Linked DNA regions of Homo sapiens: region 1 is linked to region 2. The links are chromatin loops, found by intact Hi-C in ENCODE. Cell type or tissue: gastrocnemius medialis. All regions are shown on one strand.

Evidence for each region. A loop is a pair of places that touch in the nucleus more often than their neighbours do. Peaks named below come from ENCODE experiments on the same cell type or tissue, not always from the same donor. Only the 100,000 strongest peaks of a DNase experiment are listed, where the experiment ranks them.
Region 1: it touches region 2 in a loop (4-fold over the local background); 1 of 110 quality-filtered maps calls a loop at or near these places.

The regions. Positions count from the first base shown.
Region 1 is chr5:150,628,060-150,633,059 of GRCh38, forward strand. It overlaps a transcript of SYNPO not described here. Among named protein-coding and RNA genes, the nearest start is that of SYNPO, 10 kb to the right of the region's middle. In gastrocnemius medialis, no CTCF peak of the experiment used is centred here; DNase peaks (open chromatin) are centred at 2,562 and 4,712; H3K27ac peaks cover 5,000 bases.
Region 2 is chr5:149,797,315-149,802,314 of GRCh38, forward strand. All of the region lies in intron 1 of PPARGC1B (PPARG coactivator 1 beta), which reads left to right. Among named protein-coding and RNA genes, the nearest start is that of MIR378A, 67 kb to the left of the region's middle. In gastrocnemius medialis, no CTCF peak of the experiment used is centred here; DNase peaks (open chromatin) are centred at 1,387, 1,957 and 4,160; H3K4me3 peaks cover 285 bases; H3K27ac peaks cover 5,000 bases.

The DNA.
Region 1 (5,000 bases), 830 kb after region 2:
GTGTGTGGTCAGAGTCTTTTGTGAACTGTCCCTGGATATTGGGGCTCAATTGCTACCCAGTGTGGCCAGAGGAGGAGTCAACATGGAAGCAGCCTGTAGGCCCTGTAATTCCAAAGGCTTACACAAGCCCTCTGTTTGGAATGAAATCTACCAACTGGCTGCTGCTGCCTGAAATTCCACCAGCCTAGCTTCAGCTTTTCCACTCGGTGAGGCAGGGTCGTATAGTACTGTGCAGACCCTGCCCTACCCTACCCTGTCCAGCCTCCCAGGGTTGCTGCGGGTGGAACAAAATTCAGTCTACTCCTAAATTCTTGGAGGCATGCCTCATGTGTGGCTAATACACAGATTCTGTGGTTGGACCTCTGGGTTCCCTTCCTGGCTGGCTGGGAGATCTTAACTATGTTATGTAACCTCTCTGGGTTTTTGTTTCCTCATCTATAAAATAGAAACAATAATAGACCCTGTTGTATACTGTTGTTCTGAAAATTAAATGAGATGATGATAAATGCTAAAAAAAAATGAGCTACCATTTAGGTATTGTGAGGTTTTGATCTCTGTTAAAATAGCGGTCAGGTGTGGTGGCTCACGCCTGTAATCCCAGCACTTTGGGAGGCCAAGGCAGGGGGATCACCTGAGGTCAGGGGTTTGAGACCAGCCTGGCCAACATGGTGAAACCCCGTCTCTACTAAAAATACAAAATTAACCAGGAATGGTGGTGCATGCCTGTAATCTCAGCTCCTCAGAAGGCTGAGGCAGGAGACTCGCCTGAACCCAGGAGGCAGAGGTTGCAGTGAGCCGAGATCGCGCCATTGCACTCCAGCCTGGGAGACGGAGTGAGACTCCAGCAAAAAAATAGAAATAGCAAGTTCTTAAGGAGATGGGCTCTCGCTTAAGACTAATTGTATCTCAGTATAAGTTACTTTTTGATGTTTGGCCAGGAACAGGTTTTTTTGTTTGTTTGGTTGGGTTGTTTGTTTGAGACAGAGTCTGACTCGGCCACCCAGGCTGGGGTGCAGTGGCATGATTATGGCTCACTGCCGCCTCGACCTCCTGGGCTCAAGTGATCCTCCCACCTCCTAAGTAGCTGGAACTACAGAGATGTGCCACCGTGCCCGGCTAATTTTTGTATTTTTAGTAGAGACAGTGTCTCGCTATGTTGCCCAGACTGGTCTTGAACTCCTGGGCTCAAGTGATCCATCTGCCTCAGGCTTACAGGCATGAGTCACCATGCCCGGCCTAGGAACAGGTTTTGATGGTGGGAGAATAGGCACAAGCACAGCGGAAAATGCCTGGACTGAGCTTCAGGAACGGATGCTCGAACCTCCGCTCTTAGCTGACTGGCTGGTGGTCTTGGGCAAATCATTTGCTTCCTCTGGGCCTCAGGCTTCACTTCTGACTGCTGAGATATGGGCTAGTAAGGATCTGAGGGGATCATGGGTGTGACAAAGCTCCTTACTGGCTTGTCACCAAGAACATGGGGCTAGCAGGAGGGGCTGACACCATGGTGTCAAGGGTCAAGGAAGGGGCAGGCTGGATGAGCCCCTGGGACAGGAGAGTGGGCTAACCTGAGACCCTTGCGTGTAATCCTCCAGAATAAAATCTCTTAGAGTCTAAGAGTGCTTGAAAGATAAAAGCCACAGTTCTTGAAAAATGATTGTTTACTGTTATTTACTATGTACCATGGGTGCTTTAAGTTCTTTACGCATCAACAACTCCATGAGGTGAGTACTGTTATTAGCATTTTGCAGATGGGAAACTGAGGCACAGAGAAGTTGGTTAAGTGAGCTTCCAAGGTCGCACACCTGGTAAGTGGCTAGATTCAAACACAGGCAGTCTGGCCCCAAAAACTGTGTGCTTAACTTCTTCGCAACATGGTCTCTCCCACACTAGATGGAGTGCCAGGGGCTCAGAAAAAGCAAGCCACCTATCCCAGAACAGACAGCATTCATCTTTGATCCTCATCATCCCTGAAGCTTAGGTCCTGGAAGGAGGAGCCTCACTGGGTCTAGGGTCCGGGGCTCTGAGATTGGCCCTTGAACCAGCTCAACCTTTCTATTCCCCTGGCAGTAGGTCAGAGAGGATCAAGGGTGCCCTGCAGTCACTGTGGGCATGGAAGGCTCTGCCATGGCCTGATGAGTGGGCGTTGTTAGTGCCTTGGAACTTGAGTGGCTCCTAAGTGCTTGAGTTGTAATAAACTCCCACGCAGTCTGGCACACCGCCACCATTGTACAGTTAGGGGAAACTGAGGTCAGAGTGTTTAGGGAGCAGCCCAGGGTCACACAGGCAGAGGACACGCTTCATCCCTGAGCCTCCTGTCCTGCCTTCTGGGCCGCTTAGTTCTTGTGGGCTCCATAGGAAGATGAGATGTTGGGGACCCTCCCATGGATCCCTAAGGTGGCCCTGGCCTCCTCAGCCAGGACATTATTCCCAATATGGGGCCCTTTGGGAGGGCACATGGAGTTGGGGGATGGGGAGAGTACTGATTAAAAAATAGACTGTCACGCGCACGGAGAACAAGCATGCCACCACCCAACCTGAGCCAGTTGGCTCCCCCATGCCTGGCTGCCAGGCCCCACTCAGGTCTCCTGCTGGGGGCCCCGCCCACCATACCCTGGCTCTGGGCCTGAGGCTGAATGCTCCCATCCACCCTCTCCTCTCCCTCCTCCATCCCTGCCCAGCCTCCAGGCAGATGGTGCTCTTACTGAGCTTGGGTGGGCCTGAAGCTCAGCTGTGGACTTTAAGCTGTGCCAGGGGTGTCTGGCATCCCCACACACTGGCTGTGTGGCCTTGAATGAGCCCTTTCCCTCTCTGGGCCTCAAACATTGACAGAGTAATGCTGTCAATCAAAGTTCTTTCCCAGATTTCTTCTCTCATTTAGACCTGACAGACACTGCAGGAGACCCCACTCAGAGAGGTGACCTGCAGTGGCCACTCAGCTAGGGTGCAGCAGAGCAGAGGCCAGTACCCAGATAATTGTGCAAATCCCAATCCTGTACAACTCCGGGTGAGTGAGGTCACATGGGAGCATGAAGGCAGGAGGCTTTGCAGTCATGATGTGAGCAGTGTTTCATGCATTTGCTCTTTTACTTAGTCAACAAATGTTTATTCAGGCCCAGCTATGGCCGAGGCACAGGGGCATGGACATAGCCAAGGTCCCTGCCCTGCGGGGACAGGCAGACTGACGTGAAAACAAATCCTTATGGAATTACAAAGCTGATGAGCGTTTAGGGAAGAGGCAGAGAGTGTTGTGGCAGGAGAATGTGACCTCTGAGGGCCTTGGGACCTGTGAACAGACCTGAAGGATGAGAAGTGTGGTCAGAAAGGTGCAGCCAAGGGGGCAAGGGAAGAAAGAGCTCTAGGAAAAGGAGCAGCCAGTGCAGAGGCCCTGAGGGGAGAAAGTGCTGGGCTGGCCGAGCACTAGAAAGAGGGTCAGCATGGCTGGAGCCTGGCAGGCTGGGAGGTGAAGCACCACGACGGGAGCTGCAGCGCAGGGGTCAGGGCAGTGGGGCTGGTGGTACAGGGCCTGGAGCCTGCGAAGGGGCTTGAGGCGGATCATAGGAAAGAGGAGCATGCTGGTGCTGATCTAGGAGGTGGGTCTTTGCTCCTTTCCTTTCCTCTTTCCCTTGGATGTCCACCCTGATAGTGCTATCGACAGACCCCATTCATGCCCCCCCAGCCACTTCTTGAGGTGGCTAAATGCAGAGTCTGGGGCCCTCTCTCCCCCATCTCTTCAAGGAGGGTTATGGAGGCCCAGCAGGCCTCAGATGCAAGCTGGTGAGAGTGCGTTCCTGGGCAGGAGGCTGCGGTCACTCAAGCTGAGTGCCCCTGTTCAGGTGAGTTCTTATTTCCTTTTATTCCCTGTGGGAGTCTGTGGACAAAGGAGGGTCAGCTTGTGTCTGAATGAAGGCCGCCCCAGACCTACTTCCACTGCCTGTAACGGCTGCCTGTCCCCTGTTCCATTCCAGGCACCAACCCCCAGCCAACCCTGGAGCCAAAACCCCGGGATGGCAGGCAGGAGGCTTGCATCCTGAGCCCAGCTCTGCTGTACGCTCTAGGGCACACCCCTTTTTCTCCCTGGGCATCAGTTTCCCCATCTCTATTATAGATAAATACTCTAATTTTTCTACACTCGGTGTATGGCCCATGGATGCAGTATCAGCATCACCCAGAAACTTGTTAGAAATGCAGAATCCCAGGCCTCCTCATCCCAGACTTCCTGAATTACAATCTGCATTTTGACAACATTCCTGAGTAATTTCCATGTACTTTAAATTATGAGAAGCGCTATTCTAGGTCAGTTATTTTTAAACTTAAGATAAATGAAAATCTATAGCATATTTTTCCTTCTCTAAAGCTTTACATATAAACACATAAGAGGGCACCCACCCACTGTATATTTATTCATCCCATGAACAAGGAGGGGGAGGAGTGTGGAGGGGTAAGTTAGAGGCACAGGCTTTATTAGGATGGGCGTCAGGAGGAGGAAAAGATAAAACAGGCTGGTGGAGGGGCAGGTGCCATCTGCTCACCCCCTGAGAGCTTCTGACAGTTGGCCTCTAAGGGCCCTTTCGGCTCTGCCCTCCAGGCTCCTCTGCTTTATGGGTTTGGAGAAGGAGTGCTTGATGGTCCATAGCCCAGTGACGTCTTTCCCTGCTTGTCCCTATCTTGCTGTCCTGCCCTCTTCCCCTTGGAATCCCTGAAAGAGTAGCCGGTGCTATTCTTAGTGTGACAGGGTGGTGAGGAGAGAACATACTAGTGCATTATTTATGTTTGTGAGTCAACAGGATTACATTCGGGACTCCCAGAACACCGCCCTCCTAGCGTGGCCTTCATCACAGCCATGGCAGGTGGTCCACTATGTGCAGAGGGGAGGGCAATTTCCCAGGACCTAGAAACCATTCCTTCTGGCCCTGATCGTCCCTGCTCAGAGTCCCTACCCCTCGACCTGGGAAATGACTCATGAAATACCATGGTCAGTTAGGACTAGGAAAGAGCTGCTT
Region 2 (5,000 bases):
TTTCATGAATCTCTAGCTGAAATTTAGCATTTCCTTTATGAATGTAGGGGACAAAAAAAAGTATTAGTGGTAACGGTGACTTTGTTGTCAATGGAAATCACAGATATTTGTATATCACAGTTGTTCAAGATATCTACAAATATTTAGGCTCATTGCTATTTCCAAATTATAAGTAATTATTAGGCATGCCACTAGCTCTTGTTATTTGTTAATAAGGAAACACTACCATAACAGATTCTTTTTTTATTATTTTGTAAATATATTTTGATAGTATTGGTTTTCTTTATAATTCTACATTTCATTTGGTGCATTTAAAAATGTTTCGGCTGGGCGCGGTGGCTCACACCTGTAATCCCAACACCTTGGGAGGCCGAGGCGGGTGAATCACTTGAGGTGAGGAGTTCGAGACCAGCCTGGCCAACATGGTGAAACCTTGTCTCTACTAAAAATATAAAAATTAGCTGGGTGTGGTGGCGTGTGCCTGTAATCCCAGCTATTAGGGAGGCTGAGGCAGGAGAATTGCTTGAATCTGGGAGGCAGAGGTTGCAGTGAGCCGAGATTGCACCATTGCACCCAGCCTGGGCGACAGAGCAAAACTCCATCCCCACCCCCCGCCAAAAAACAATTCATTTATTTTTTTATTTTATGCATTCATAAATGTTGTGAGAAGTTTATAGGCTTCATCAGATCTCAGAGGGACCCATGGCTCAAAAAAGGTTAAGGACCCTTACTTTACAAGTATGATCTTATCATTCCCATTTTACAGATAAAAGAGCTAAGGCCCAGAGAGGTTGAGTGTCTTGGCCAGGGCCACACAGCTGGTTAAGGGACCAAGCCCAAATTAATGCACATCTTTCTCATTCCAAAGTCAGCGTTCAGAACAGTCCACCATTGCCTCCAAAGTAGCCCCATCAGCTAAACCTACAACTGATTTGAATAGAGTCCGCACCACAAAAAAATCATATTTTGTCTGAAAAAATTAATCCAGCATTTGCATTTCTAGTCTCTAACACGCCCTTGTTTTTTTGTTTTGTTTAGTTCTGTTTTTATAATACAAGAATGTTCCCCTTTCCAGTTAAATGACTTGACTTTATTATGGCAAATCTTGGGGGTAAAATGGAGTTCTGAAAAGAGGCACCATGCCTCCTGTGTATGCCTCTGAGTATGTCTTGCCACTCCAGGTATGTGATCAGAGATAGAGAAGCATGGCCTCAGCTTAGTTGATTCCCGTGCTGCCTGTGAGCAGCCAGTCCACTGAGCAAACGAGAAGGCTGAGGCCTAGGGCCATGGGGTGGCCTGATTATAATCACATAGCTCCAGCCAATGGAGTTCTAGTTCACGTTCTTCCCCTGTTGCAACCTTGGTATGGCTCAGATGACCAGCAGACTTTGGTCCAATTCCGACTACCCCTAACTTAGCTGAGTGATTTTGAGCACATTGCTTACCATCCCTGGGACTCAGTTTCCTCATCTGTAGAGTGGACTGGACAGTCTGTCTACCTGCCTTTATGTGGTTGTTGGACAGTATAAACAAGATGTCCATAATGTGCTTGGCACAAAAGAGAGGCTCAGCAAAGGGCAGTGATTCTTATGGGCCAAATATTACCAAGCTCTCAGAGGTCCCTAGCCCCCAAGCAGGGGCTGGGTGCTGAGGAAGGCAGAGACCTCCTTGCTGCCTGAGAGGTGAGATAGGACATTTGCTAAGCTCCCACCAAGAGCCAAGTGTGACCTGGTGGTCCAAACTCAGCCACAGTGGAGACCTCACTAGATGGACTGTGAAGGGTGGAGAATGGGGGACAGATTCCTCACCTCTCATCCCTGTCTGTCTGTCCCTTCCTCAGAATCCCAGAACAAGAAGTGGTGGCTTTATTTCACACACCTCTATATTTAATAAGCAGGACCATGACGAGGTTTGGTGACCTCAGGGCCCAAATGGACTGTCTGCTGGCATAAGTGGTGCTTGAGTCATTTCCCAGGGATGAGCACTGGGCAGGCTTCCAGGAGCTGAATTTACCCTCTGATTCTCTGCTCTCCTCTTCTCCTCCCCACCCCTAAGCTCCATTTTAGAGTTTCCAGCTTCTTTGGCTTCAGGAGGCATGGACCAAGATAGAAAGTAAAATAGTTATTCATTCACCAGGGCTCTCATGCCCTTCCCTGAGCAAAGGCTTAGGCTCGATTGAAGGGAGACCCTGGAAGCCCGAGACACTGAACCAGGCCCTGAGGCTCCTGCTGATATGTATGTGCACTGGGGACACAGGCTCAGTGACCTAAATGCCCAGAGAGAGACTGGAGGAAGGAGAAGCTGGGGCATTCAGGGCAGGCTCCATCAGGGAGGTGGCATATGAATGGGCTTTTTTGTTTGTTTGTTTGCTTGTTGTTGTTTTTTTTTTTTTTTTTTTTTGAGACGAAGTCTTGCTCTTGTCACCCAGGCTGGAGTGCAGTGGCACAATCTCAGCTCACTGCAACCTCCGCCTCCCGGGTTCAAGTGATTATCCTGCCTCAGCCTCCTGAATAGCTGGGACTACAGGTGTACGCCACCACACCTGGCTAATTTTTGCATTTTTTAAAATAGAGATGGTTTTGCCATGTTGGCCAGGTTGGTCTCGAACTCCTGACCTCAGGTAATTCACCCATCTCGGCCTCCCAAAGTGCTGGGATTACAGGTGTGAGCCATTGCGCTTGGCTGGAATTGGGTTTTGAGGAATGAGTTGCAGCATGTATATGATAAAAATAAAAACCTTCAAAGAGTAAAGAAGGACATAAAATAGAAAGTAAATATTCTCTGACCTCTCCCATGCCTAACCAACTCCTTATTCCTATTTCCTCCAACTCCTACTATTCTTGTGTGTCCTTCTTGCAATAATCTATGGATATATGAAGTGTACCTATCTATGCATCATAAAAAAAGTGTAAACAGGATCATGTAACGTTAACATCCCCTTCCACCTAACAGCCCATCTTGGCAGTCTTCCCATAGCAGTGCACGAGGGGAGGGATGGCTTTTGACCAGTGGTGCGAAAACATTGGTGGTCATTGCAGGTCGCTAGAAAGATATCACCAAGAACTCAGAGATGAGAAAAACTACAGTGCGTATGGGGAGCTTTGATAGGAGTGAGGCAGGCAGTATTGCCAAGCAATTACGAGCCTGGTCTTTGGATTTGGAAGATCTGGGGTTGAATCCCAGTTTCAGCACTCTCTAGCTGTGTGACCCTGGGCAAATTTCTTCACTTCAATTTCCCCATGTCTTAAATGGCTAACAATACCTCCCTTTGGGACTGTTAGGCACTTTTGGTGAGAGCACTTACAACTCACAGAGGCACCTGGTAAACAGCCTCCGCTGTTTTTGCTGCTGTTGTCATGTGACAGATGGGGCAGGGGGAGCTGAGTCCCAACAGGTGGGGCCAGGTGCATGTTGGGTGTTTCAGGAGTGACATTTGGAGAGAAGAGGGCCAACCGATTGATCTGAAGCTCAAAATAGCCTGGAAGTGCAAGAACAACAATAAATAAATGGGTTCTGGATGCTTTTAAATCTTGGCATTTCCTGATCTCAGCTCAGCTGGTCCAGACAGCTTCATCAGCATTTACTGCTGAGGCGGCGGCACACGCCTCCCTTGGCCATGACCCAAAGCTGCTTTCAAGAAAATCAGATCTAGAAACGTTTGGATCTCTGGTGCCAGGCCTATGGGTCATGGACATATGGCGTGGATCAGGTAGTGTCAGGGTTTGTCCCATGTGTATGGGGAATGAAGACCTAGGGGATGAGGAGAGAGAGAGCAGGACCTTGTAGGACGAGTGGGTGATATGGGCACAAGGGAATGGCCAGGCTCCTAATCCCCTCTCCAAGTGTTTATTGAGCACTTACTATGTGCCAGGTGCCAGGGATACAGTAGTGAGCATTAATAAAATACTCATGCATATAAATGTTTAATAATAAATGCTTAATTTCCCAGTGTGCTCAGCTCCAGAAGCCTCTGTACCTTCAGAAGGCCATGAGAGCGTGCAGAAAGGCTCCTTATATGATCTGCAAGCTCAAAAAAAAGTTTCCTCCAGGAAGTAGAGTGAAGGATGAATAGGAGATAAGTAGGCAAAGCCTTTATGTGTGGGAAGCGTGTTCCGGGAGAGGGAACAGCATGCGCAGAGGCTATGTCAGGGGACAGATCCTGTCAAGTGCCAGGGGTGGAAAGAAGCCAGCAGGACTCAGAGTGGCAGTAGGGAGTGGGTGCTGGTGTGAAATGATGTGGGACAGGGAGGCAGGAGACACACCGTGCAGGACCTTACAGGCCACAGAAAGAGTTTCAGTCTTTACCTGGGAGGAATCAGAGGGAGCCAGTGGGGTCAGGTCTGTGTCTTGAGAAGATAGCTGTGGCTGCTCTGTGTCTAGCCGCCTGGTGGGGGCTGGAGTAGAGGCAGGAGGCTATGGCTGCCATTGACGTGTGAGTTGGTGGTGTGAACTGGGTCTGTCTCAGAGCATGAAGGGTTAACTCAGTGACTGGGTGTGAGGAAGCTACAGGAAGGCCCAGCAACCCAGAGAGGCTGCAGCTGTAGTTGCTTAAGGACTCTTGTGTAGTAATCTCACTGATGGCCATTGTCTTTTGAGTATCTACTTTGCACTAGACACTATGTGAAGCCCTTCTCGTTAATCCTCATAAGAACCCTAAGCAGGTGGGTGTACCCTATTTTACTGAGACCCGGAGAAGTTAAATCATTTGGCCAAGATTACACAGCTCAGCACCGCCCCGTCCCTGACCCCCGAGCTCCTCTGGTTGACGGTCCTCTGGATAAGTGTTCTCCAGTTCACTTTGACCCTTCTCAGGACTTGGCCCAAGGCCCCAGCTTCTGTCTGGTTGCTCCAGTGACCCTCAGTGTAGTGTCTGCCCTGACCTCAGGAACCAGTTCAGAGCTGGTCTGGAAGAGCATTGTCCTACACGGTCTGAAAGGACACAGCCATGTGGCCCTCGCTCCTCCGTCCCTCCTGGCTTGCTGGCTTCTGGCAGCACTCAA